2 separate regions of the Homo sapiens genome follow, and region 1 is linked to region 2. A link is an interaction called in ENCODE POLR2A ChIA-PET data of the cell type or tissue named here. Cell type or tissue: Panc1. All regions are shown on one strand. Links, peaks and the distances in the headings refer to the core of each region. The heading gives the core; the rest is flanking DNA.

What was found. ChIA-PET counts read pairs that join two places held together with the same protein. Peaks named below come from ENCODE experiments on the same cell type or tissue, not always from the same donor. Only the 100,000 strongest peaks of a DNase experiment are listed, where the experiment ranks them.
Region 1: POLR2A ChIA-PET joins it to region 2 with 5 read pairs; 3 of 35 experiments call an interaction of 5 or more read pairs at or near these places.

What each region holds. Positions count from the first base shown.
Region 1 is chr1:39,234,737-39,247,815 of GRCh38, reverse strand. The region is part of intron 2 of MACF1 (microtubule actin crosslinking factor 1); the gene reads right to left. Among named protein-coding and RNA genes, the nearest start is that of MACF1, 37 kb to the right of the region's middle. In Panc1, for the core only: no CTCF peak of the experiment used is centred there; no DNase peak of the experiment used is centred there; H3K27ac peaks cover 277 bases.
Region 2 is chr1:39,300,886-39,317,598 of GRCh38, reverse strand. MACF1 (microtubule actin crosslinking factor 1) reads right to left here. Exons shown (of 101, transcript NM_001394062.1): 23 at 14,521-14,675; 24 at 7,903-8,029; 25 at 7,171-7,354; 26 at 6,599-6,768; 27 at 1,908-2,086; 28 at 1,070-1,208; 29 at 192-385. It also overlaps the pseudogene HSPE1P8. Among named protein-coding and RNA genes, the nearest start is that of MACF1, 100 kb to the right of the region's middle. In Panc1, for the core only: no CTCF peak of the experiment used is centred there; no DNase peak of the experiment used is centred there.

The DNA.
Region 1 (13,079 bases), core at 4,610-12,609, 68 kb after region 2:
TGTGATCCACCCGCCTCAGCCTCCCCAAGTGCTGGGATTACAGGCGTGAGCCACCACACCCGGCCCACACTTTTAAATTTAATCTGCAATATTAACATTTTCCCCATCACTTTCTTAAGTCTAAACAATAAACAAAACAAGACATCTAACTCAAACTTGTAGAATTTGCTGATTTCCATGATGTAAATATTCCCAATACAACCAATTTCAAGCTACTAATATAATATCACTAAATGCAATGTTGGGAAGAAATATACAGTAGCACACCATTATGTACAGTATTTCCATCACAGAGACACAACAGACATAACCTCAAGAGTACAGACAATACTAACATGCAGCAAAACAATTATGAAATGAACAGCTTTGAGGATGTATTACATTTACTTTAAATATAATTTATTTAATTGTATGTTTACATAATTTAATTTTTAATAATAGCTGTGGCTGGGCGCAGTGGCTCACACCTGTAATCCCAGCACTTTGGGAGGCCGAGACGGGCGGATCACGAGGTCAGGAGATCGAGACCATCCTGGCTAACACAGTGAAACCCCGTCTCTACTAAAAATACAAAAATTAGCCGGGCATGGTGGCGCGCGCCTGTAGTCCCAGCTACACGGGAGGCTGAGGCAGGAGAATGGCGTGAACTCGGGAGGCGGAGCTTGCAGTGAGTCGAGATCGCGCCACTGCACTCCAGCCTGGGCAACAGAGCGAAACTCCGTCTCAAAAAAAAAAAAAAAAAAAAAATTAGCCGGGCATGGTGGTATGCACCTGTAATCCCAGCTACTCGAGAGGCTGAGACAGGAGAATCCCTTGAACCTCAGAGACAGAGGTTGCAGTGAGCCAAGATCACACCATTGCACTCCAGCTTGGGCAACAGAGCAAGACTGTCTCAAAAAAAAAAAAAAGCTATGTTTAGCAACCAGCTCACAAAATTGCTGAAAATTTAACACTTGGCTCTCATGAGTCCATAAGCTGGCTCCAGCATACCAGGGGCTCCAAGATTTCAAAACCCCTCCCTCTCACACCTGTAATCTCAGCACTTTGGGAGCCTGAGGTGGGTGGATCACCTGAGGTCAGGAGTTCGAGACCAGTCTGGCCAATATGGTGAAACCCCGTGTCTACTAAAAATACAAAAAATTAGCCGGGTGTGGTCGTGGGCGCCTGTAATTCCAGCTACTCAGAAGGCTGAGGCAGGAGAATCGCTTGAACCCGGAAGGCAGAGGTTGCAGTGAGCCAAGATCACACCATTGTACTCCAGCCCGGGCAACAGGAGTGAAACTTTGTCTCAAAAACAAAAACAAAAACCCCTCCCTCAAATAGACCCAAGGTTTCAAGTTTGCAGTGTGGAACAACAGTAGTGGACCATTAACAGAAATAGGCAGGTCATAAGGTTTGTTAAAAGGGCAGTGGATTTGATAAATTCAATTTTAAATATGTTGAATTTAAAATGGCAGCAAAGAAGTTACAAATGAAAATGTTCTTGAAGCAGCTGGAAATACCAGAATTCAGTTTGGGTCAGCTGAGAACTTAACTTTAGAAGTCACATGCACAGAGGTGCTAGCTAAAGACATGGAAATGGGCTTTCTGGATTAGGAGTAAGATAGAAGAGCAGAGTGCTAAGGACTGAGCCTCAGGGAACAGCCAAAATTAGAAGGCAGGAGATGGAAAAGCAATCAACAAAGGACAGAAGAAAAAGACAAAACAAAACAATAACAGTGAAAGAGGTAAGCAAAAATACAAGAAAGTGTAATCAAGATAGGAATGATCACCGGTATCAAATACTACAGCAGAAGTCAAGGAGGATAAAGACTAAGAAAGTTTTTTAACTTTCCTACAAATAAGTAAGAGTGCTTTTGTGAGACTATTTCTCAAGAGAGTGGTAGAGTGAAAATCAGATTATAAATTAATGGTAGGTTTTTTAAAAAGTCAGAAAATATTACATACTTGACATTAAGGATTAAGAAGAGAACTAAGTTAAATGAGGGATTTATTTTTGATAGATAAGATCTGAACATAGGGAATAAAAATCAGGAGGACACTGAATGAATGAATGAATAAATAAATGAATGAATAAATATTGCTTGATTGATTGAGACACAGTCTTGCCATATTGCCCAGGCTAGTCTCGAACTCCTGGGTACAAACAATCCTCCCACTTCAGCCTCCCAAAGTGTTGGGATTACAGGTGTGAGCTACCACTCCCAACCTGAATAAATATTTAAATAAATTGCTGTTGCCAGGCGCAGTGGCTCACACCTGTAATACCACCAATTTGGGAGGCTGATGCTGGGAGATCACCTGAGGTTGGGAGTTTAAGACAAGCCTGGCCAACATGACAAAACCCTGTCTCCACTAAAAATACAAAAAAGTTGTGCATGGCGGCACATGCCTGTAGTCCCAGCTACTCAGGAGGCTGAGACACGAGAATCGCGCTGGAGGGGGTTGCAGTGAGCCAAGATCGCACCACTGCATTCCAGCCTGGGTGACAGAGCAAGACTCCATCTCAAAAATAATAATAATAAAAATAAATTGCAGTTGGTCTTGAGGACCAAGTGAGGTCATCTTATCAACAGATATTAAACACTACAGAGTACTGAAAAGACAAAGGAGGCAACTTGAAATGTAAAGTTAATTTCACACCAAGGCCCTAATGTTTCTTTCTCAAAATTCTGGTTATGTGTTATACCTGTGGTAGCAAAACTTGTACATATTATAAGAAATTTAGATGAGAACTAGCTTATTATGCCTCTCAATCTTTGTCTGACTATAGTAACCAAATAACTATAAAAATAAAACTACTGGCCAAGCACGGTGGCTCATGCCTGTAATCCCATCACTTTGGGAGGTCGAGGTGGGCAGATCACCTGAGATCAGGAGTTGGAGACCACCCTGACCAACACAGCAAAACCCCCGCTCTACTGAATATACAAAAATTGGCCAGGGTGGTGGCTCACGCCTGTAATCCCAGCACTTTGGGAAGCCGAGGCAGATGGATCACCTGAGGTCAGGAGTTTGAGACCAGCCTAGTGAACATGACAAAACCTTTTATCTACTAAAAATACAAAAATTAGCTGGGCATGGTGGCACACGCCTATAATCCTAGCTACTGGGGAGGATGAGGCAGGAGAATTTGCTTGAACCCAGGAGGCAGGGGTGGCAGTGAGCCAAGATGGCGCCACTGCACTTCAGCCTGGGCAACAGAGCGAGACTCCATTTCAAAAAAAAAAAAAATGGCTGGGTGCAGTGGCTCACACCTGTAATCCTAGCACTTTGGGAGGCCAAGGCGGGTGGATCATGAGGTCAGGAGTTCGAGATCAGCCTGGCCAACATAGTGAAATCCCGTCTCTACTAAAAATACAAAAAATTAGCTGGGTGTGGTGGCAGGCACCTGTAATCCCAGCTACTTAGGAGGCTAAGGCAGGAAAATCACTTGAACCTCGGAGGCAGAAGTTGCAGTGAACCGAGATCACGACACTGCACTCCAACCTGGGTGACAGTGCACGACTCCACCTCAAAAAATAAATAAATAAAAATACAAAAATTAGCGGGGCGTGGTGGGGCGCGCCTTACATTCCAGCTACTCAGGAGGCTGAGAAAGGAGAACTGCTTGAACCCAGGAGGGAGACGTTGCAGTGAGCCGAGATTGTGCCACTGCACTCCAGCCTGAGCAACAGAGTGAGACTCTGTCCCCCCCAAAAAAAATTTTTAATAAAAAATAAATAAATAAAACTATCAAAGAGATACAGAGAGAGGTAATGGGAGAGGAGAATGCAAAGAGATTTTTTTTTCCTTGCCTGGAAAACTGTCAATAAAGAAAACAGCAGTCTGTTTCTGAAGCATACTAGACACAGCTCTACCTAAAGAAGAGTAAAGAACTAGCTAACATTTACTGGGTGCTTCTGTGTCAGGAATTTTTCAGACACAGAGATCGGATTTGGAGGGCTCAATTAACATCCCCAAAATCACACATCTACTAAATTGCCAGGCTGATCAAATCCAGATCTATCCATCCTAAAATCCTCATCTCTTCTGCTCATACTAGTTTGCCTGTGAAGTTTTCCACAAATCTCTTAGGAAAATGACCAGTGGACTAAGCATCAAAATTTAGAAGGCCAGGTGCGGTGGCTCAAGCATGTTATTGCAGCACTTTGGGAGGCCAAGACAGGAAGATTACTTGAGCCCAGGAGTTTGAGACCAGTCAGGGCAACACAGTGAGACTCCATCTCTACAAAAAATTTTAAAAGTCAGCCAGGTGTGGTGGTGCATGCCTACAATCCCAGCTACTCAGGAGTCTGAGGTGGGAGGGTTGCTTGAGCCCAGCCGACTGAAGCTGCAGGGAGCTATTATCACACCACTGCACTCCAGCCTGGACAACAGAGTGAGATCCTGTCTCAAAAAAAGAAAAAGTTTTAGAAGCAGCCAACTGAAGCAAGACTGTTCAGGAATCATCAATAAGGATGCTTCTTTCTAACAAATAATTATACCATTCTGTCAACAAATGAGTAAAAAACTGCAATTCAGGGCCTTGCCTGTTTGCACTCCCTGAGAAAATCATTGTCAAAATTAGTAAATGTGTCCAGAGAAGATATATAAATGGCTAATAAACACATGAAAAGATGCTCAACATCATTAGCCATAAGGAAAACATAAATCAAAACCGCAGTGATTAGCGCTGTCTAGGATGTCTATATTATAAAAGACAGATAAGTGTTAGCAAAAAAGCAGAGAATCTAGAACCCTCATACACTGCTGGTGAGGATGTAAAATGGTGCAGTTGCTTTCGAAAATAATGTGATGGTTACTAACAGGTTAAACACAAGTTACCATACGACCCAGCAGTTCTGCCCCTAGGTATGTAATTAAAGAGAACTGAAAACATACGTCCAGACAAAAACTTGTAAATGAATGTTCATAGAGACAGGGGTTGCGGGGGCAAGATGGTGTCTCAGTATGTTACCCAGGCTGGTCTCAAACTCCTGGCCTCAAGAGATCATCTCACCTCAGCCTCCCAAAGTGTTGGGATTACAGGTGTGGGCCACTGTGCTGGCCATAAAGTTTTTTTTTTTTTTTTTTTTTGGAGATAGGGTCTCACTTCCATCACCCAGGCTAGAGTGCAGTGGCGCGATCACAGCTCACTATAGCCTCGACTTCCTGGGCTCAGGTGATCCTCTCACCTCAGTCTCCCAAGGCGCATACAACCATGCTTGGCTAGTTTTTTCTATTCTTTGTAGAGATGGGGTTTTGCCATGTTGCCCAAGCTAGTCTCGAACTCCTGGCCTCAAGCCACCAGCCTCACCCTCCTGAAGTGCTGGGATTACAGGCTTGATCCATCACACCCAGCCATATAGTGATTTCTTAAAATTAGTGAATAATTAGATTTTGAGAGACCAAGTCCAATCCTCCCCAGTGCCCAAGCATTAATAAGTCAAGGAGGGGTCTGCTGTCTGCTTTTTTTTTTTTTTTGAGGCAGAGTCTCACTCTGTTGCTCAGGCTGGCGTGCAGTGGTGCTATCTCGGCTCATTACAGTATCCGCCTCCTGGATTCAAGTGATTCTCCTGCCTCAGCCTCCCGAGTAGCTGGGACTACAGGCATGCGCTGCTACGCCCAGCTAATTTTTTTGTATTTTTAATAGAGACAAGGTTTCGCCATGTTGGCCAGGCTGGTCTTGAACTCCTGGTCTCAAGTGATCCACCCGCCTCAGCCTCCCAAAGTGCTGGGATTACAGGCGTGAGCACTGCACCCGGCCTCCATTTTTTAAAGATTAGCTTAAAGCTATGAAAAAATAAACAGCTTCCCTCAATTTCTCAGTGGCTTTAACAAAAGGAGTAAGTTACACTTACGTGCTTGGAATCCTAATCTTAGCCCAAAGGGACTTTAAAGATTACTTAATTCTAATACCCTCAGTTTACAGATGAGAAAACCATTGCCTAGAGAAGCTAAATAACTTGTATAAGATCACTTAGCTGGAAAGTATCAGAGCTGGGTCCAGATCATTGTCTCCTGACTCTCTTAACAAGGCTTCTATGATGCTTGGAGGGTCAAAATGACAGATTATCAATTTTAAATAATAAGAGTCCCCCCTCCCCGCCATACATACACAAAAAAGAGCAAGGATTGTCACGTAGTACTCTTTTTTTTTTTTTTTTTTTTTTTGAGATGGAGTCTCGCTCTGTCACCCAGGCCGGAATGCAGTGGTGTGATCTCAGCTCACTACAACCTCTGCCTCCAGGGTTCAAGCGATTCTCCTGCCTCAGCCTCCCAAGTAGTTGGTATTACAGGCATGCATCACCACACCCGGCTAATTTTTGTATTTTTAGTAGAGACGGGGTTTCACCATGTTGGTAAGGCTGGTCCCGAACGCCTGACCTCAAGTGATTCACCCACCTTGGCCTCCCAAAGTGCTGACATTACTGGCGTGAGCCACCATGCCTGGCCTCGTAGTATTGACACCTGCCGAAAACTTGATCTAGAAATCTTTCCTCTAAACAATTAAAAGGAAACGTAAGCAGCCCAATTTCCTTGACTCAAACTATGTTGAAGAGCAATATATAGGGCAGAGGAGAAAGTTTTAAAGAGAAAAGTAATGTTATTTACTCTCTCCTACACTTATTAAAAGATACAGGGAAAGGGAAAGTGAGCCTAGTAATTTCAGATAGATTTCTGAATGGCAGATCTCCAAATTGTAAAAACAGAAACCGATATTGATTCATTGGCCAAATTTGTCTTCAAGGAAAAGCCCAACACTAAAAAAAAAAAAAAAAACAGATTATAGTTGTCCTAGACTTCTTTACTCTGGAAAGAACTATGCTTAAATGCAGGGAATAAAAGTAGCAGCTGGGAATCCCTGTTGGAGAGCGGGGGTGGGAGGGGAACAAAGTGTGAGGTTCTTTGCATATAAGAATTTTATCATATCTCTGTTTTGAGAATTCCCTAAATTGTGAGAAATTTAACAGTGGTACCGGTCAACCCGGATTAACAGATTCTCTAAGAATGTGGATGATTCTAAAATCCACAGGCTGGGTGCAGTGGCTCACGCCTGTAATCCCAGCACTTTAGGAGGCCAAGATGGGCAGATCACCTGAGATCAGAAGTTCGAGACCAGCCTGACCAACATGAAGAAACCCTGTTCTCTACTAAAAATACAAAATTAGCCAGGCGTGGTGGCACATGCCTGTAATCCCAGCTACTCGGGAGGCTGAGGCAGGAGAATCGCTTGAACCCGGGTGGCGGAGGCTGCAGTGAGCCAAGATCGCACCATTGCATGCCAGCCTGGGCAACAAGAGTGAAACTCCATCTTAAAAAAATAAAATCCACAAAATGTAGCTTTACTTTGATAGGCAGGCACTTAAGCACAGGGAATAGAAAATCCAGAGTAAAGCCCAAGTCCAAATATAGGCCCATATGTAGACCTGAGAAGCATTTAGAGTGAAATTAAGCCCTAAAAAATCAGGTCCAGGCAAAGACAGCCACAAACCACTACCATATAGTCACATGTAGGCAACAAAGGTAACACTCCTTTCCTTAGCATCTAACCAGCACTACTTTGTCAATTTCTTAAATTAAACTCCACTGCCCGTCTCATTCTGGTATTTCCCATAGACATGAATACGCAAAAAGTATGAAGTTCCACCCAGTGATTAGGGAGCCAGTGAATTGACTCATGTGGCCAAAACAGAGGCTGTATAGGACAGAATACCTGGAATCAGTGCTACCCCATATTCAACTAGAGAGTCTCAAACAGAAATAGAGAAAGTGTAAGTGGGCCAGGTGTGGTGGCTCATGCCTGTAATCCTAGCACTCGGGAAGGCCAAAGATTCCTTGAGCACAGGAGTTTGAGACCAGCCTAGGGAACATAGGGATAACTTGTCTCTTAAAACAGAAAGACAGAAAGACGGACGGACGGAAGGAAGGAAGGAAGGGTTGGTTGTAAGCATTATTAAAAATTTGAAAACTTTTGCTGGTATATATGGAAATTTTATCTAAAATTCCAGGAAAGCCAGGGGCTTCTAGATTGCATATACAAAAATGGAAAGAACTGCTCTATCTGCTAGATTAAATACTGGGCTTTTCCTTTCTAACTACTAACCTGTGAAGTCAACAGGAACTGACCAGAAAAAGCATTTTTCTCCCTCCTAAGGAGTTCATACTTTCATGTTCTCTTTAGGGGGATACACTTTATCAGCTAACAGCACCCAGAGATATGGCATAGATAATTTAAATAAGACCTCATTTAGAAACCTAGATTTCTCTTTTTGATGGTTCTGGTATATAAGCAGAACCCTTACATATGTATGTTTACATTCTAAATTAGGTTGTTTATTTCAGATGCTTATATCCTTAACAAATCTCTTTTAAGATTGGATCAGAAGTGTTCTCAATAAGGAGGAATTAATTTGCTTATCCCAAAGTAAGCTGTTTCCCAAAAGGTTATCAGGGAATCCAAGAGATTCCAAGATCAACTAAATCTAGAAGTTGGGAGACCTGGTTTGTGGTGTTTTTTGTTTGTTTGTTTGTTTGTTTGTTTGTTTTTTTGAGACAGAGTCTCGCTCTGTCACCCACGCTGGAGTGCGGTGGCACGATCTCAGCTCACTGCAACCTCCATCTCCCGTGTTCAAGCGATTCTCCTGCCTCAGCCTCCCAAATAGCTGGGATTATAGGCGCCAGCCACCACTCCCAGCTAATTTTTGTATTTTTAGTAGAGATGGGGTTTCACCATGTTGGCCTGGCTGGTCTCGAACTCCTGACCTCAAGTGATCCACCCCCTCGGTCTCCCAGAGTGCTGGGATTACAGGCATGAACCACCATGCCTAGCCACCTGGTTGGTTTTGTCCTTACGTTGGTCTACCTGCCAAAGATGGCATTAATCTGGGGTGTACTTGGGGAGCAAAGCAAAGGATGCTTGAGTCGCAAAAAAAAATCTCAATCCCTAATTCTCAGCCCAAAATCAAATAATTCCAATTTAGAGCAATAACTCTGATTAGCAGTGAATCTCTCTCTGAAATATCCCAAGATGAGCAAATGTTATTGAAACTGTAAGGCTGGGGGCCTGGGAAGAGATGAAAAATCACCAAGGATTTAAGAAAAGCTTTGGCTGGCCTCCAATTTCTAACAATGCTATGATGTGTTCCTCTAGCTTCTCCCTCCCTGAGCTTCCTGTCATCACACAGCACTGAGGCAGAGGTCCAACAGGCAGCATCAGCTACAAACAGGCAGCAAGGAGCCAGAGCACTGGAATTCAACTACAAAGTTCAGGGGACAAGCTCAAGGTAGGATTGATTCAGTTCCTCCAACGGTTAGAGACAAAGTATGAAACAATCAGCTAGGGGCCAAACCCAAGGGCAGGGGCCACTCTTAGCTAAATCCCTCCCAGTGACTGCAATAGAACCCTCTGGGGAGCTCAGGAAGGGGTGTGCTAAGTTCTATAATATAAGCTGTCATATATTTGGCTCCTCTGTATCTCCCTCTTCCCTAGGAGACAAGTGTGAAGGAAGGAGCTTAGATAAGACAACCCCTCAAACCCATTCCCTCTCCAAGAGACCTACCCTCCACAGGCACAGGTCCCCAGATGAGAAGTCTGCTACCTTCATTTCTCATCTTTTTACTAAACTCAGAAGCGGTGACAGCAGTCAGGGACAGACGCACATTTCTCACACCTTCCCTTCATCTAAGAGATGACAGGGAAAACTGCAGTCAAAGCTCGGTGCTCCCTCTGGCAATTTTTAAATCCTTTTTTATTCCATGAGAAGTCGTTTTTAGGGAGAACGGGAGTTGAGACAAGCTGTATTTCAGAAATGCTGTCGTAATGGTTTTTAACACCTTTTACTCTTCTTACTGGTGCTATTTTGTAGAATAAGGAACAACATTGACAAGTTTTGTGGGGCTTTTTATATACTTTTTTAAAATCTCAAACTTCTATTTTTATGTTTAACGTTTTCATTAAAATTTTTTTGTAACTGGAGCCACAACGTAAGAAATAATGGGGAAAAAACTGCCTTGTTTCAACAGTTTTTGCTAATTTTTAGGCTGAAAGATGACGGATGCCTGGAGTTTACCTTACGTTTAATTAATATCAGTATTGTCTAAAAAAAAAAAAAGAATCAGCTGGGGGCATAGTTAGCAGGAAGAACAAGTAATTTTGATCAGAAGATTCATGATTGATTGATCCTTAGCTCCATCCCTCACTAGCTGTATCGTTTTGGCAAAGTCACTTCACTCCTCTAATTCTCATTTTCCCTAGCTGTTAAAATTAAGGGGATAAAACACCTTTACTTACTTCAGGGTTATTTTAAGGATTAAGACAGATAAGAATGTGCTTCATACGCTATAACACTATTGAAATATTAGTTACTCAAGGTAACAAGTACTTATTGGATACTTCTCATGTGCTATGTGCAGCACTTAACAGAGAAAGTAGCATAATACAATCCCAGTCCTCAATGAGTACTGTAACAGAGAACATCGATGAGTGAACACACAGGCATCTCTTCAAGGCAGTATGAAATACAGATGGAGTTGCAATTGATTTAATCTGAGGAACAGAGGTCAGAATCTCAGGAAGGTGATACTGGAGCTGGGCCTAGAAGGTGAAGTGGGTGATGGTCAGGCAGAGGAGGCTGGGACGTGCATTCTAGGGAGAGAAATAAATAAGCAAGGAGGTGTGAAAGTACACAGTGTTTAGGGGGCAGTGAGTTGTCTCATGTGGCTATAGCGCAAGCTACAAAAAACAGAGTGCTTAGAAATGAAGCTAGACAGGTGGGTTGGAAACGCTGCAAAGTGCTCTACATCAGGAAAGAGTTAGGTGACATCAAACTCTAGAGGCAACTAGTAGCCATGGAAGAAATTTACAAAAGGAAATCACGGCTGGACGCGGTGGCTCATGCCTGTAATCTCATCACTTTGGAAGGCCGAGGCAGGCAGATCACAAGCCCAGGAGAGCAGCCTGGCCAATATGGTATAACCCTGTCTCTACTAAAAATACAAAAATTAGCCAGGCTTTGGTGGCACATGCTTGTAGTTCCAGCTACTCAGGAGGCTGAGGCAGGAGAGTCGCTTGAACCCAGGAGGCAGAGGTTGCAGTGAGCTGAGATTGCGCCACTGCACTCCAGCCGGGCAACAAAGCAAGACTCCATCTCCAAAAAGAAAAAAAAGGAAATTACAATTTCTTTTCTCCTTACTTCTCTCTCTTTCTTCTTTGTCCTAACACTATAAACAATAAGACACAATATTTGCCCTCCAGTGATAATATAGCTGAAAGATACACCATGTATATAAACACTCTGGATGCTTTAACAAAAGCACATAAGGAGTATAGTCAGGGGCACAAAGAAAGGCTAGTCAGTTCCACATCAGAGAAGTCAGGAAAATACTTACTGAAGAGGTGTTAAGTTTGTGTTATCCAGGCAGAACAAACTTGGGAAAGATATTCCAAGCACAGGGAGCAGAATGAACAAAGATACAGAGTCATAAAATAGCATGGCACATAGTTCAGCAAGAACTCAAGGTATGAGGGAAACTTGGTGCTATGAGCCTGGAAAGGTAGGCAGCAACCAGAGCCAGTTCTGCATGGGTTAAGAGCACGGTTTCTAGACTTTAGGTTGCCTGAATTTTAAAATTTCAGTTCTGCCTTTTTCTAGCAGCATGATCTTGAACAAATTACTTACCCTCTCTAAGTAATTTATAAAATGGGGATATTAACAGAACCCACAGCATAAGATCACTGAAGGATTAAATGAAATAATCCATGTAAAGGACTTAGTATACAGAATGTCTGATTTAGACTAGGCATGGTGGCTCATGCCTGTAATTCCAAGACACTGGGAGGCCAAGGTGGGAGGACTACTTGAGGTCAGGAGTAGAAGACAAGCCTGGGCAACATACCAAGACCCCATCTCTACAAACACACACACAAAAATTAGCCAGGCACAGTGGCATGTGCCTATAAACCTAGCTATTTGGGAGGCTGTGGTGGGAGGATCACTTGAGCCCGGGAGTTGGAGGCTGTAGTGAGCTATGATTGTACCACCGCACTCTAGCCTGGCAACAGAGTAAACCCTGTCACACACACAGAGAGAGAATACGTCTGATTTACAGGAAGTCTTCAAGATACTATTACTACCATTGTTATTATAGAAAACTTTATTAGGAAACTATTATAATGGTCAAGGCAACAGACACAGAGGCCCTGAACAAAAGCAGCGATATGGAGATGGAGAAGAGAAGACAGATGCATGCAATCTTTCTGAGCTACAAGTGATTAACTGGACTTGGTAACAAGGGAGAGATTATAGGCAGTACTGAATCAAATAGGTTCCTAACTTGAACAACTGGCTACATGAGTGAAAATACTTAACAATTTAGGGTGTGTTAAATAAAAGCTATGGCTAGCACTGCAACCTCCCTGCCTGATTCTCCTGACTCAGCCTGCCGAGTGCCTGCGATTGCAGGCTCGCGCCACCACGCCTGACTGGTTTTGGTGGAGACGGGGTTTCGCTCTGTTGGCCAGGCCAGTCTCCAGCCCCTAACCGCAAGTGATCCACCAGCCTCGGCCTCCCAAGGTGCCGGGATTGCAGACGGAGTCTCGTTCACTCAGTGCTCAATGGTGCCCAGGCTGGAGTGCAGTGGCGTGATCTCGGCTCGCTACAACCTCCACCTCCCAGCCGCCTGCCTTGGCCTCCCAAAGTGCCGAGATTGCAGCCTCTGCCCGGCCGCCACCCCGTCTGGGAAGTGAGGAGCGTCTCTGCCTGGCCGCCCATCATCTGGGATGTGAGGAGCCCCTCTGCCTGGCTGCCCAGTCTGGAAAGTGAGGAGCGTCTCCGCCCGGCCGCCATCCCACCTAGGAAGTGAGGAGCACCTCTTCCCTGCCGCCATCACATCTAGGAAGTGAGGAGCGTCTCTGCCCGGCCGCCTATCGTCTGAGATGTGGGGAGCGCCTCTGCCCCGCCGCCCCGTCTGGGATGTGAGGAGCACCTCTGCCCAGCCGCGACCCCGTCTGGGAGGTGAGGAGCATCTCTGCCCGGCCGCCCCGTCTGAGAAGTGAGGAGACCCTCTGCCTGGCAACCGCCCCGTCTGAGAAGTGA
Region 2 (16,713 bases), core at 6,673-14,672:
TTACATCTGCTTTGAGATTGCCGGTCTCACCTTTCTGTCACTTACTTGTCCAGAATTTATGTGGTTTTTAAATTTCCACCCCTCCCTATCCATTTCCACCTTTAAATATAAATGTACAGATATAACTCTGTTTTTGTTTAAGACCTAGTCCCTGAACTCTAATAGGAGAAAAAGGTGGGGCCACCACTCACCGAATCTCGAGCTGGGCAATGACTCGGTGCCAACGCTCCTGCAGCTGGGAGCCTTTTTCCTGATAGCGCTCCAAATCCAGATTTCGCTCTGGTGTCAGACGACTCATCTGCTCTGCCACTACCTTGGCCTTGGCAATTTCCTCATCCAGGACTGAAAACACTGAATTCTTGTCCTTCACATCACTAAGCCAGTGCTGTGGAAACATAAGTACAGAAACAGGTTGTATACTTTCCATGCTAAAAAGGAGTCAGTCTAAGGTGGGAAACAAGGACACGGTCTACAGCTATTTCCACATTGTATATGTGATTGTGCCCTGGAATGTTTGTGCCAGGACTGCCTCCACATGTCATGGTCTCTGCTTTCCTGATACACACTGGGATGCCAAGGACAGGCAGTACTCTATAGAGAAATGTGCATAGAACTTGTGTTTGAAACCTGGCTTCACCACTTATAACATATGAAACCAAAATAAGTCATTTAGCCAGAGTAAGTGTTGGTTTTCTCATCTGTAAATGGAGAGAAAAATCTCTTCTTGTCCACCTCACAGAGTGGCTTGTGAGAATCAAATTAGATAACAGCTAAGTGATTTATAAACTTATGGCACAACCACTGACTGTATCCAATTAATCCATGATTTTATTAAGGTGAAAAGGGAAAAAATAAATAGAAAAACCTAGTCCTTTCTCTTCCCTTTCTAGCTAGACATACTTCTCAGTCCCTTCTTCTTTGAATACATATTAAAATATATTTAATGACATTCTGCCTTATTCAAATGCAAATTTAAATCAGTGTCATGCCATCCAAAATTGCATTTCTCTGCTAACCCAAAGCAATGAATATGTTAGGTCAACCTCCTAAGAAACTCAGAGCAACTCACCCGTAATGTCGACCAATGGGCCTCCAGAGCTGAGAGATCTGCCAGTACTACTTCTTCTTGACTCAGCTTAATCTCATAACCTTTGACCAAGAGTTCAGCATCCTGTATGCTACGTACTATAACATCAACTGTCTTTAACCTGTGGGGACAAATACACATTCCTTCATTAACACATGAATTTTAGGAGCCAGGGTTATATACCTGGAGTGCTATAGAGAGGTTCATAAAACATAATAACCAAAATCAATGTCACCATTTTTAGATGTTGACAGGGTTTTGTGAAAACAAGTAAATGTGGTTTTTATGCTGCCAATTTAAGCCAATTCAAAATAAAGTTCTAAGTGGCATTGGAACATGCATACATGTGGTGGACTCATGGAAGAAAGGCATGAAGCCAGAAACCCATTTTACACTATGAAGAGTTTAAGATGCGCTACTCTTCAAGGTCATAGGTAGAGATGGGTGGGAAGAGGGAAGACCTTCAAAGTCTAATACCTAGTGTAACTAAAAACTTTTCTTTTTATTCTTTAGTGTCTCTTCCTTTGTCTTTATGCCATTAAGTATTATTTTCAGAAATATTTAATCAAACAGAAGTGAGGTAAATCATAGTCCCAACACTGCAAATTAATTCCCCTTTCATATCACTGGCACTTCTTCACTGCAGTCCAAATGAACCTACTTAATGTTACTAGGAACTGAAGCCAAGACCTCTCATTATCAGTATATGCTCTTCAGGATCTATAATCTCTCTGTATTATTCATGAAATACTTTAAGCCTTTCTCTTTCTTATCCCAATGGAAAATATTGCTCTTGGACCCAAAACCTCAGCTCACTCACTTATTCAGATATACAGTAGAGAGACCATAGACATGGTCCATCTTCTCCACCAGCAGATTCAGTTCTGAGCGCAGAGTTGGGACACTTGAACTAGATGGAGACTGATGGAGAAAGCTGTCACATTTCATAGAAACTGCATCCAAGTCTGACCTCAATTGCTGTAAATCCTCCTGGGTGTGCTGCCAGGAACAAGACACACATAAAGAGGGAGACAGAATTGAACAAAAAAGGTAGAAAGAAGTCCACATTTGTAATAGCTAAATATTGGAAACCACCTAAATGCCCATATATAGGAGGCTGGTTGAATAAACTATGAAGCAGACATACGATGGAGAATTATGCAGCTGTAAATGAAATGAGAAAGATTTCTGTGAATTAAGTGGTTTTAGGATATATTTTTAAGCAGAAAAAGCAAAGTCAACAGAGTATCTATAGCATGTTATATTTTGTATATAAAAGAAGGGAAAATGAGAAAATATATGTGTATATGTTTATACAAAGAGACAGACAGAAAGGATAACCAGAAACTAATGAGATGAAAAGGATGGAATTGAAAGGATCGAAGGAAGGCAAAGGGGATAAAAGGACTAGCTAGAGGGGAATACACTTCTTTTTGTATAGATTTGACTTTTAGAACCATGTTAATGTTTTACATTCTTGTAAAGAAATAAATAAGGAAAATTTAAGGGTGGCTCTCAAATGGAACACAACAGAAATATATAAGCCTAACTGTATTTCAGATAAATAACATAATCACACTGAAGGGGAAGAAAGGGTAAGAACACACACAAGCAATTTCTGAACTCAGTATTCGAACTATAGATATACCTTTAGGCTAAAGACATAAGGAACTATAAATAAATGTTAAACTCTAGTTTGGTAGGTTTGTTTACTGCAGTGAGTTAACAATTCTGAAACTACTATCTGTAAATGCTAGGACTGAACAATAAGTAAATATACTGTGGATAACATAAAGCAGGTTTTTCTCTCTTGGGGAAGGGGGTTAAAAATATGGAAAGAGGCTAGAATAATCCCTGTGCTATGGGTTGGGAACTGGATGGGGAGACAAATACATATGAATTTGTGTGTGTGTGTGTGTGTGTGTGTGTGTGTGTGTGTGTGAGAGAGAGAGAGAGAGAGAGAAAGAGAAATTGAGAGATCAATAAATATATTGATCTATATCTGTAAACTTACGTACATGTATATGTGTGTATATGTAACACGTGTGTGTGTGTGTATGCATATATATATTTGTAAATATATGTTTTCTTTTTTTTTTCTTGAGACAGAGTTTCGCTCTTGTTGCCCAGGGTGGAGTGCAATGGCACGATCTCAGCTCACTGCAACCTCCGCCTCCCGGGTACAAATGATTCTCCTGCTTCAGCCTCCCAAGTAGCTAGGATTACAGGCACACGCCACCATGCCTGGCTAATTTTTGTATTATTAGTAGAGACGAGGTTTTACCATGTTGGCCAGGCTGGTCTCCAACTCCTGACCTCAGGTGATCCACCTGCCTTGGCCTCCCAAAGTGCTGGGATTATAGGCGTGAGCCACCACACCCGGCCTATGTTTTCTAGCTCTGTCTGCTAAGTGGGCCTATAAGCAATAATACTCCAACAACAATGAATACATTTGGTACCCAGATCTTAGTTTCTAAATAATATTCTCTGCCCAAAAGAATCAGAACTCCTTGGAGAAACAGTTGATTTCCAGGGTTGAGACTGGAAAAAGCAAGATGAACCTGGAAGATCTTATTTTGTCAAAAAGAAAGAACTTCAATGGGCATCATGACCCATGCCTGTAATCCCAGCACTTTTGGGAGGCTGAGGCAGGAGGACTGCTGGAAGCCAGGAGTTGGAGACCAGCCTGGGTAATATAGTGAGACCTCATCTCTATTTAAAAAAAAGAGAAAGAAGGAAATAACTCAAAAAATGATGGGGACATGTTAAAAGGACAAAAAAGCCAGCTTGAAGGGGCTTCCATTGGCTAACTTTGGGAAATTTTGAGCATCAAAACAATGAAAACAATGACAGTAACAAATTACACACCATTGAATAAAATAAGAATCCATGAGTATATATTGACATAAATAAATAATGAAAGAAGAAAGCAAGGGAAGGAGGGAAGAAAAAAAAAGGGAGGGAGGGAGAGAAGGAAGACAAACTACAGAAAAGGAAAGAAGGCCTGGTTTTTCCTTTTCCATAGAATGTACATGTTTTTTATGTAGAAGGAACGACAGAATTAGAAAAGCAGCTTTTGGCAACTATGATACTAAGAAGTGATTCAGTCAAGAATTAACAATGGATGCTAAAACTAGTTGGTGAAAATTTGATGAAAAATAGGATATTTACATTGTCTCCAGTACCTCCCCATAGGATACTCAGTAATTACAAAGGGAAAATAGGAACCAGAGATGAAAATTAACATCACCAGTAATGTCATATGTATCCTTATATGACACACTAATATACCAAGGACACAGTATCACTTCTGCAGGATTCCTGCCAAAATTGTAAGACCTAACACTAATCAGGAAGAAACCTCAGGTAACCACAAACAGAAGGACAAAATATTCTACATTTATTCTACAAAATAAATGGGCTGCACTCATAAAAAAAATGTTAAGGTCATGAAAGATGATGGAAAGTTGAGAAACTATTTCAAGTTAAAGAAATCTGAAGATACACAGCAACCAAATGCAATATGTAATCCTGGACTGAATCCTGGACCTTCCTTCTTGGGGTAGCTAGGGATGGATGGTATGAGGATGTAAAGAGCATTATTTGGTCAACTGATGAAATTTTAATGAGGCGTGAGCTTGGATAGCAGTATTATATCAATGTTTGTTTGCTTGTTTGTTTGTTTGCTTGAGACAGGTTTGCTCTGTTGCCCAGGCTGGAGTGTAGTGGTGTGATCTCGGCTCACTGCAACCTCCACCTCCCGGGTTCAAGTGATTCTCATACCTCAGCCACTTGAATAGCTGGGATTACAGGCACCTGCCACCACACCTGGCTACTTTTTGTACTTTTAGTGGAGATGAGGTTTTGCCATGTCGGCCAGGCTGGTCTCGAACTCCTGGTCTCATGCAATCCGCCTACATCAGCCTCCCAAAGTGCTAGGATTACAGACGTGAGCCACCACACTCAACCCGTATCAATGTTAATTTCCTGATGTTTATCATTGTTCTGTGGTTATGTAAGAGGCTGCCCTTGTTTTTTGAAGATGCACACTGAAGTATTTAGGAATAAAGGAGCTTCATGTCTGGAACTTACTCTCAAGATAAAAAAGGAATGTTATTATGTATAATATATAGAATAAAATGATAAAGCAAATGCACAAAAATGGTAACATTTGGAGACTCTGGGTGAAAGGTATAAGAGAATAAAACTTTTCTATATATCTGAAATTATTTTAAAATAAAGTTTTAAAAAGGAAGAGGTATTTTAGATGTATGTATGTATATATGTATCTTGAGACAGGGTCTCTTTCACTCAGGCTGGAGTGCAGTGGTGCAGTTATAGCTAACTGAAGCCTCAAACTCTTGGGTTCAAGCGATTCTCCCATCTCGGCCTCCCAAAGCATGCAGTCAACCTTTATTTCTTAGTGAGTTCTATTTTTCAGGGACAAATAGATTTTGTATCACCCTATAGAAAAGTAAAAAGCTTCCACATGAGAATTCCCAGGCTCATATGATATGCCTCATATTACCTCCCTCTCCACCAGTAAAAATCATACTTCCCTCTCACTCTTCTCTTCAGGTTTGGGGGGAAAAAATAGAAAGTTAGAAAAATCACTCCTCCTCATTAGCCATTCCTTTCCATCCCCTTTAAGCTCCCAGATCAAATTTAATAGCCTTCATAGAGCTCTCTCATACCATTCTAATTAGAAATGTTCTAGAAACACTCTAAGTTCCTACAGCAATCTTTGCTTGGAAATACACTAGTTACTATTCATGACATTTCTTATATCTTATACTGAAGTCTCCAATTGTAACTTCGACTTTTTATTTTCCTTTCACTACACTATAAGCCAAAAAACAAGGATCTTTATTTACTTTTCTTTGTATGCCTCAGAGGACTTAATAAAGCAAAAAATATTTGCTACTTTTACTTCAAGAATACTATCCTACATTTTCATAGTATTTTACTTTTTCAGGAAGCTCATTATATGTACTATACCATTAATTTTCAAAATAACCCTATATCGTGCATTGCCATCTCCATTTTACAAGAAAGTAAACTAGGGATGAGAGCTCACTTGCTCAAAGTCACAGACAGAGCATGTATCAGAGCCCACATTCAAATCAGAGTCATTCCTTATATTTATTGGTCATATGACTGAAGGTAACCAAGTCATTTAAAGTAACACAGGCACATAAGGGATAGAATAAAAGAGTAGCATCTCTACTAAGCAGTTTCAAAATACATAGCCCAAATATACTGCTTAGAAAAATTTACTAGTCTGTTTGCCTTCTCAACTCTGTAGGAAACTAATCAACATTTAGCAATACACATGGAGCTGAAATCACACTTCTCCACGGGTAAAAGACATTTATAGACTGCAAGAAGAACTCCTGAGAAGGACTGTCTTGAGTCTATTGCCTCATTTCTTAGGTGCCATACTCTTGCCATCCAATGAACTCTGAAAGCATTCACTCCACAACCAGCATCCACATGGCTCTTAGGGCTTACCTCTTGCTCTGCAATCCTTAATGCATTGTCCTGCCAGGCATCTCTGTCAGTCCTAGAGCTGGCTAGAGACTGAATTCGTTTGACCACCCTCTGTTCATACTCCTCCAGGCGTAGCCGGATGTTCTTCAACTCTGAAATGTACATCTTGGCCACAGTCTCCTCTTTGTCCTCTGTGAATGAACAAACACAAAAGACCAGTAAGCTCGACATCAGAGATAAGCAGACCTGATATCCTACTAATGAAAGCAAGGCTTTATTTAGGGAATCTTCTGCCTAATCCTACCTGATCCTAAATTTCACATACTGTATACTAATCTTTGAGAGTCCAAACATGTTACAGCCACAAGAAAATGTGATAGGTTGATGAGCAGTAATGACTGAAATATCAACAGACTTCTTCCATGATCTGATTTTGAGAATTCATCTATAAGTTCTTCTCTATCTCAAGTTCGTAGCTACTCAAATGGAAAAAAGTGGTGATGTTACTCTCTCATTTATATGAAGGGTTTCACAGCAACCCCTTGAAAGGCTCTCATTCTACTATTCTCTTTCCCTCTTCCCAGTGCACACACCATTCTCCATGGACTTCATCAGGTGCTGGAAGCGGGCTTTACAAGCTTCCACCTCCTCTTCCAAGCGCAAGCGATCAGCCACTGAGAACAGCACAGAGTCACGACTATCCTGCAGAAAGTCTTCATAGTGGGCCTGAAGGTTCTTCATAATCTGATGGCACTCCCCTGGTGCTGAGGATCGAAGCTAGAAAGAAAAAGCCAGAAGAAATTGCAACAGAATAAAAATGTAACACTTCCTCTTTTCCTCCATTTTACTGAAGTAACATATATACAAAACAGTGCATAAACCATAATCGTAAACATGTTGATTTTTATAATTTGAATTCCTCCATTTAGTCAGCATTCAGATTAAGAAGCAGAACATTACCAGCACCCCAGAACCACCCTTTGTGCCCCACTGGACATAACTCTTAATAATTGTTCACAAGTATTCACCTACTACATATTCTTATGCAAAAGACATGATTGTCTTACAGAGTGAGAAAAAGCCTGCAACCTTCTACCCTTGCCAAGAAGACCAAAGATGTTACTTATTCTAATTAGGAATTTCCTTTACCATTCAAATTGCTGCTTCTAGCTTGTAAGAACCTCAGGTCTCGAACTCTAAAATGGTATTCCTGAGTCCACTTTACTCCATTTGGGTGGGGAAAAGTCTCACAGTAATGAAAAAAGCTCCTTCTGAAAAAATCTTGCCAATGGAATGTAAGCCTGGGGTAAGGTTTTCATAATTACCTTTTCTAGGTTCCAGGTCTGTACAAGGTCAAGGTCTTTACGCAGATAGTTCCAAGAGATAAGGCTTTTGGTGTTAACATGCAGCTGATGCCAAAGGGCCATAACCTTCTGATAAGATTGTTCGACCCTAGAAATAACACAGAACCTGACTATTACCTTTGTAAGACTTCAGCTCCACATTAGAGACCTTCTAAGGAAAAATGTGATTGCCTTAGCAGAATTGAGCTTATATGTTGAGCAGAGAAAGGCAACAAGTCAAATACTAGCATCTCAGGAATTTTTAGAACTAAATTAATTGAGGCTGGGCGTGGTAGCTCATGCCTGTAATCACAGAACTTTTGGAGGCCAAGGTGGGAGGACTGCTTGAGCCCAAGAGTTCAAGAGCAGCCTGGGCGACATAGTGAGACCTCATCTCTATTTAAAAAAAAAAAAAAACTAAACTACATTAATTAATTGAGATCTTCAACTTGGATTTGCTACAGCATTATGCATATTAACGTTAGCACATATTTAGTAATCTCATAAATGTTACCTGGATATAATATGATGATTACAAGCCAGAGAGAAGAAATAACCAGAGAGAACAATAATAGGGAAAGGCATAAACAACATCCCATCCAGAATTGTTGAAAAAGGATTATATCAATGTTTAAAAACTGATTTGCTGTGTTCCAAATATTTACAAAAATGCTAAAATGTTGAGAAATTAATAGCAGCTTAAGAAATTCACCTGGTATATAAAAGAAAACTGCATGGCTCACACCTGTAATCCCAGCACTTTGGGAGGCTGAGGCGGGCAGATCACCTGAGGTCGGGAGTTCAAGACCAGCCTGACCAACAAGGAGAAACCCCATCTCTATTAAAAATACAAAAATTAGCCAGGTGTGGTGGTAGATGCCTATAATCTCAGCTACTTGGGAGGCTGAGGCAGGAGAATCGCTTGAACCCGGGAGGTGGAGGTTGCAGTGAGCCAAGATCGCACCATTGCACTCCAGCCTGGGCAACAAGAGCAGAACTCCATTTCAAGAAAAAAAAAAAAGAAAACTGAAGTATGAAGGGTTTGAGATTTCTTTCCCAAGCATCTCATGTCTAATTCAATCTTGATTTCAGGAAGACTTACAAATACACAAATACACAGACACACTCTCTTACATACCCACCACGTTACCTTGAATTTCTTCAAGTTGAGAAAAAAATGTGAGATATAAAGAACAGGATGGAAAACTAGAAGCCAGGACATCAGTTAAATAGGAGGCATTAAATCCGTAAGTTTAATCTTCCCTCTCTCCAAAACTCCCACTAAAATTTCAGTAGAGTTGAAATTCAAAGTTCAGGAAATCCCAAAGAAGAATAAAAATATAAAAAAGCAACAACAAAAAAAATAGAAAATAAGAGAACATTAGAAAATTAGTTCAGGAGGTCCAACATTCAACAAATGGGAATTCTTAAAAGCAAGAACTAAAAACAAGGAGAATGAAATAATTAAAGAAATAAGGCTGGCGTGGTGGCTCACGCCTGTAATCCCAGCACTTTGGGAGGCCGAGGAGGGCAGATCACGAGGTCAAGAGATTGAGACCATCCTGGCTAACATGGTGAAACCCCGTCTCTACTAAAAATATAAAAAATTAGCTAGGCGTGGTGGCAGATGCCTGTAGTCCCAGCTACTCGGGAGGCTGAGGCGGGAGAATGGAGTGAACCCAGGAGGCAGAGCTTGCGGTGAGCCGAGATTGCGTCACTGCACTCTAGCCTGGGCGACACGGCGAGACTCCATCTCAAAAAAAAAAAAAAAAAAAAAGAAAGAAAGAAAGAAAAGAGAAATAATCCAGACTGGGCAAGGTGGCTCATGCCTATAATTCCAGCACTTTGGAAGGCTAAGGCAGGTGAACCACGAGGTCAGGAGTTCAAGACCAGCCTGGCCAACATGGCGAAACCCCGTCTCTACTAAAAGTACAAAAAATTAGCTGGGTGTGGTGGTGTGTGCCTGTAGTCCTAGCTACTCGGGAGGCTGAGGCAGGAGAATTGCCTGAACCCAGGAGGCAGAGATTGCACTGAGCCAAGATCGCGCCACTGCACTCCAGCCTGGGCGACAGAGCGAGACTGTCTCAAAATAATAATAATAATCATCATCATCCAAGAAAAAACTTCTCCAGACCTGAAAGACGAGTTTCTAGTTTGTGTTCATTAGCATAATGAATGCAAAAAGACTCAAAGGTACAGCATCCCTTTTAAAGATTAGAGACAAAGAGAAGCACTTAAACACTTGCAGAGAAATAAAGATTTCTTTCAAAAGGTAAAAGTATCAGACTGTTCCGTATCATGATAGTGGTGAACGATAAACAATTCTAAGCCTTTGTCAAAACCAATAGTACTGCTTATGACAAAAGATGAGTTTTACTATTATGTAAATCTAAAAAAAAAAAAAGAGAAAGAATGAAAATGGCACTATACATCTAAACAAGAAATCCTGAAAGCTAGAAAGCAATAGAGCAATGATTTCAGAGTTCAGAGTAAAAATAATTTCCAGGCGGGCATGGTGGCTCACACCTGTAATCCCAGCACTTTGGAAGGCCGAGGCGGGCAGACTACTTGAGGTCAGGAGTTCAAGACCAGCCTGGCCAACATGGTGAAACCCTGTCTTTACTAAAAATATAAAAATTAGCCGGAAATGGGGGCATGCACCTGTGATCCCAGCTACTTGGCAGGCTGAGGCAGGAGAATCACTTGAGCCCAGGAGGTGGAGGCTGCCATGTGCTAAGACCATGCACTCCACTCCAGCCTGGGCAACACAGCAAGACTCTATCTCAATAATAATAATAATAATAATAATAATAATAATTTCAAAAAATGTATCTTGCCAGTTAGAGGAAGAAGAAGACAGACATTTTCAGATATAAGAGGTTTCAAAAAATTTACCTCCTACTCAGCCTTTTTCAGTAAGGCATTGGAGAGTGTAATCCACCAAACCAGGGAGTACACTAATAAATAAGACTTGGAATCTAGTAATTAGTGGGTCCACGTATCACAGAGACAGTACTGACTGAATCAGGCCTACAGAACAGGTCCGGACTAAAAAAAAAAAAAAAAAAGATAGAATGGTCCAGAATAAATGTTTCCAAAAGAAAAATGAAAATTGCCTGTGGTGTTTGGCCATATTGGGAATCCTTTTACAGTAATGTAGGAGAGTTTGGAGACAACTAAGCAAACTAAAAAACAAAACAATTACCCACTCCAAGGAAACAAAAATTATATAAGAAAGTAAATAAAACAGGGGCCAGGTGCAGTGGCTCACGCCTGTAATCCCAACACTTTGAGAGGCCGAGGTGGGTGGATCACTTGAGGTCAGGAGTTCGAGACCAGCCTGGCCAACATGGTGAAACCCCGTCTCTACTAAAAATACAAAAATTAGCCAGTCGTGGTGGCACACACCTGTAATCCCACTTACTCGGGAGGCAAAGGTTGCAATGAGCCCAGATTGCACCACTGCACTCCAGCCTGGGCGACAGAGGGAGACTCCGTCTCAAACCAAAAAAAAAAAAAAGTAAAGAAAGTAAATAAAATAATTTATTCATAAATATATTCACTCACCTACTCATTCATTCTTTCATTCAATAACCATTTATTGAATACCTGCTATGTGCTAGGAATGGTTCTAAGTGCTAAAGATACAGAGGTAAACAAAATGGACAAAAATCTCTAATAGGAGAGAATAAACAAACACACAATCTGTTAGGCAGTATTAAGAGTTCTGAAGAAAAATAAAATGAGTAAAGAAGACAGAGAGTGGCATGCAGTTAGTGGGGATGGTGGTCCATGAGGGTTCTAAGATAAACTGAACAAAGTGAGGGAGTGAAACATGTAAATATCAGAGGCAAGCAGGAAGTCCAAAGGCCCTGAGGCAAGAATATGCTGTCTGTGTGTGAGAAACAGAGGAAAGACCAGAGTGACTGCAGCTAAGTACAAGCAAGGAGAGTAGCAGAGGATGAGTTCAGAGAGGTAAGGCACAGTCGCCTCACAATAGTCCCCTAGAGTAAGATGTGGCTCAGCTTTAAACAACACATGTACTAATAAAACAAAAATAGCAACTTAAACAAAAACTGTGACATAACCACATTTGGAAAACGGAAGAAGTGTTTGCATATATGTGTGCATAGAAAGCTAAATGTTAATTTCCTAGAGTAAGAAGTTAATAGATAATTTCTGAAGTTGAAAACAAACAAGGAAATAGCAGGAAAAAATTACATTTGGAAATGTGGATTTATAACCCAGCAAAATCTGCTAAAACAGCTGAAAACACTTGACTCTGGAATGTGGAACTTTGGGAAAGGAGAGGTGATAGCTAATTTTTATTATAATAAACTTTGCAGTATAACCCAACTTTCTAAAATATGTACATATATACATATATATACACACACACACTTTTTTTTTTTTTTTTTGAGACAGAGTCTCACTCTGTCACCCAGGCTGGAGTGCAGTGGCACTATCTCAGCTCACTGCAACCTCCACACCCTGGGTTCAAGCAATTCTCCTGCCTCAGCCTCCTAAGTAGCTGGGACCACAGTCATGCACCACCACGCCAGGCTAATTGTCTGTATTTTTAGTGAGACGGAGTTTCACCATGTTGCTCAGGCTGGTCTCGAACTCCTGACCTCAAGTAATCCAATAACCTCAGCCTCTCAAAGTGCTGGAATTACAAGCGTGAGCCATGGTGCCCGGCCCATATATTACTTTAATAAAAATTAAAGAAAATCAGCTGCCATTAAAAAAAAAAAATTCAGAGTCTGAGACAGAGACAGTCATGGCAGGACAAACGTTTAGAAAGTTTCTTCCACTCAGGCCGGGCACAGTGGCTCACGCCTGTAATCCCAGCACTTTGGGAGGCCAAGGTGGGTGGATCACAAGGTCAGGAGATCGAGACCATCCTGGCTAACATGGTGAAACTCCGTCTCTACTAAAATCCAAAAAATTAGCAGGGCATGGTGACGGGCGCCTGTAGTCCCAGCTACTCAGGAGGCTGAGGCAGGAGAATGGCGTGAACACAGGAGGCGGAGCTTGCAGTGAGCTGAAATAGTGCCACTGCACTCCAGCCTGAGCGACAGAGCAAGGCTCTGTCTCAAGAAAAAAAAAAAAAGAAAGAAAAGAAAATTTGAAAGGAGTGTTGCTGAAACTGTAACCAAAGGAGGCATTATGCTTCCAGAAAAATCTCAAGGAAAAGTATTTCAAGCAACAGTAGTCGCTGTTGGATCAGGTTCTAAAGGAAAGGGTGGAGAGGGTCAACCAGTTAGCAGGAAAGTTGGAGATAAAGTTCTTCTCCCACAATATGGAGGCACCAAAGTAGTTCTAGATGACAAGGATTATTTCCTATTTAGAGACGGTGACATTCTTGGAAAGCACGTAGAGTGAAATAAGTCACTACTGAAATGGCATCACTCATAGGTGGGAATTGAACAATGAGAACACTTGGACACAGGAAGGGGAACATCACACACCGGGGCCTGTTGTGGGGTGGGGGGATGGGGTGGGGGGAGGGGGGAGGGATAGCATTAGGAGATATACCTAATGTAAATGACGAGTTAATGGGTGCAGCACACCAACATGGCACATGTATACATATGTAACAAACCTGCACATTGTGCACATGTGCCCTAGAACTTAAAGTATAATTAAAAAAAAAAAAAAGAAAGAAATGGCATCAACGTGAAGCTGCCCATTCCACTGAAGTTCTGAAATCTTTCATCATGTAAATAATTTCCATATCTCTTTTATAATAAACTAATGATAACTAATGACCCAGAAAAAAATCAACCTTTTTTTTTTTTTGAGACGGAGTCTCCCTTTGTCGCCCAGGCTGGAGTGCAGTGGTGCAATCTCGGCTCGACTCACTGCAAACTCGACCTCCCAGGTTCAAGCGATTCTCTGATTCTCCTGCCTCAGCCTCCCGAGTAGCTGGGATTACAGGGGCCTGCCATCACGCCCGGCAAATTTTTTTTTTTTTTTTTGTATTTTTAGTAGAAATGGAGTTTCACCGTGTTGGCCAGGCTGGTCTTGACCTCCTGACCTCAAGTGATCCGCCTCCCTCGGCCTCCCAAAGTGTTGGGATTACAGACATGAGCCACTGTGCCCAGCCCAATCTTTTTTTTTTTTGAGACAGAGTCTCGCTCTGTTGCCCAGGCAGCTAGAGTGCAGTGGCGCAATCTCAGCTGACTGCAAACTCCGCCTCCTTGGTCAAGCAATTCTCATGCCTAAGCCTCCCAAGTAGCTGGGACTACAGGCGTGCACCACCACATCCAGCTAATTTTTGTATTTTTAGTATAGATGAGGTTTTACCATGTTGACCAGGCTGGTAAAAAAATCAATCTTCTGAGAGTAAACTATTTATAACCAGGAGTTCTTTAAAAAAGAAATATCACTGAAGATACTCCAGCTGAACAGAAGTATTTATTGAAGATCTACTATGTGGCTGGTAGTAGGAGACTTGATATCTCCAATGAGAAGCCTCTCCCAGGAGGAACTTTACCACTGTGTTCAAAAACATCACAAATGCACACTCATCCCTCCACTGGTTCACCGAGGCCAACAGCAGAGGTGGGTGTACCAGTGGCAGCTGAGCCAAGTTACCTGCTGGCCATCTCAATGGCATCCTTATTGGGTGGGGGGATGAGGAAGCAGACTGACGGCACCATTGCCTCGTTCCCTGTGGGGCTGATCACTTTCCATTTGGTCCGCTGAGAATTATCTTCTAGCACACATTCATCATTTTTGCAAATAGTAATCTGAAGAGATAAATTTACCAGTGATTGCTAATGGATAAACCAACAACCCATTATTTCCTGGTGCCTCATCCCAAAGCTATCAAATCCTTAAGAAAAAAATCTGCTTAAGAAAAGATCTGCTATCACTTAGTGAGGGCTTCTGATTTTTGCCAAAAGATAATGGGTATAAATCTACAACACAGGAAAAACTGTGACACCAAATAAATCAAGGAAATAAGTATGTATTAAATACCTGTTACATGTCAAGTAACCCAGACTATGAAAGTTATAATAAGACTATAAAGGCTCAAGAGCGATCTCAGCACAAAAATCTACTAGAGTAAAAACTAATGGAAGGTGAATAATCAAAACATTGTTTTTATGATATTTCCTCTCCCTACTTCCTATCATCCCACCCAAACCCCTGAAAATGTTTAAGCATTTTGGAATTATCAAGTCTTTCTCTTAGAGGCAAGTGATCAAGACTATTATCCCTAACTTACAGGCAGAAATATCGAGACACACAAAAGCACAGTCCCATTTTTAAATTTTTTTTCCATTTCTTAATTCATTCATTCTTTTGTATAATACATATTTCTTGAGTGTCTACTATGTGCTAGGACACTGGAGATAAAAACAGTACAATTGGCCAGGCACAGCAGCTCACACCTATAATCCCAGCACTTCTGAAGGCTAAGGTAGGCAGGCTGCTTGAGCCCAGGAGTTCAAGACCAGCCTAGGCAACATAGTAAAACCTCATCTCTACAAAAAATAACAAAAATTAGCCGGGTATAGTAGTGCATGCCTGTAGTCCCAGCCACTCGGGAGGCTGAGGTGGGAGGGTCACCTGAGCCCAGGGAGGTCAAGGCTGCAGTAAGCCATGATAGTGCCACTGCACTCCAGCCTGGGCCACAGAGTCAGACCCTGTCACAAAACATAAATAAATAAATAAATAAATAAATAGGTACAGTGGTAAGCAGACAAGCATAGTCTGTATTTCCACATATTCTGGTGGTGTATGTAGTTATAATACTGTGTGACAAATGCAATTTACCAGGCAATAAAGGATATGACCCAGTCTTGGCTAGAGAGGTAAAGACAGATTACTCAAGAACTTAAAGCCACATTAAGGAGTTTCGGCTTTTTCCCAAGAGCAATGAGTAATTATTATAAGATTTAAGCATAGGATTGTTATTTAAAGGAAAAAAAAAACAAACAAACGCTGGGCGCAGTGGCTTATGCCTGTAATCCCAGCACTTTGGGAGTCTGAGGCAGGCAGATCATGAGGTCAGGAGATCGAGAACATCCTGGCTAACACAGTGAAACCCCGTCTCTACTAAAAATACAAAAAATTAGCTGGGCGTGATGGCATACACCTGTAGTCCCTGCTACTTGGGAGGCTGAGGCAGGATAATCACTTGAACCCAGGGGGCAGAGGTTGCAGTGAGCTGAGATGGCGCCACTGCATTCCAGCCTGGGCCACAGAGCGAGACTCCGTCTCAAAAAATAAAATAAAATAGGCTGGGCGCGGTGGCTCACGCCTGTAATCCCAGCACTTTGGGAGGCCAAGGTGGGTGGATCAAGAGGTCAGGAGATCGAGACCATCCTGGCTAACACAGTGAAACCCCATCTCTACTAAAAATACAAAAACTTAGGCGGGCATGGTGGCGGGCACATGTAGTCCCCGCTACTTGGGAGGCTGAGGCAGGAGAATGGCATGAACCCGGGAGGCGGAGCTTGCAGTGAGCTGAGATCGTGCCACTGCACTCCAGCCTGGGCGACAGGGCGAGACTTCATCTCAAATAAATAAATAAATAAATAAAATTAAAATTAAAAAAAGAACATGCTGGTGGTAGGATCCTTTGTGCACTAAATGGGGAGGCTGACACAATAATCCAAGTGAAAGAAACTTATGCCTTTTATTTTTTTTGAGACAGAGTTTCACTCAGGCTAGAGTGCAAACAGTGCGATCTTGGCTCACTGCAACCTCCACTTCCTCGGCTCAAGCGATTCTCCTGTCTCAGCCTCCCGAGTAGACTATAGCTGCAAGTCACTGTAC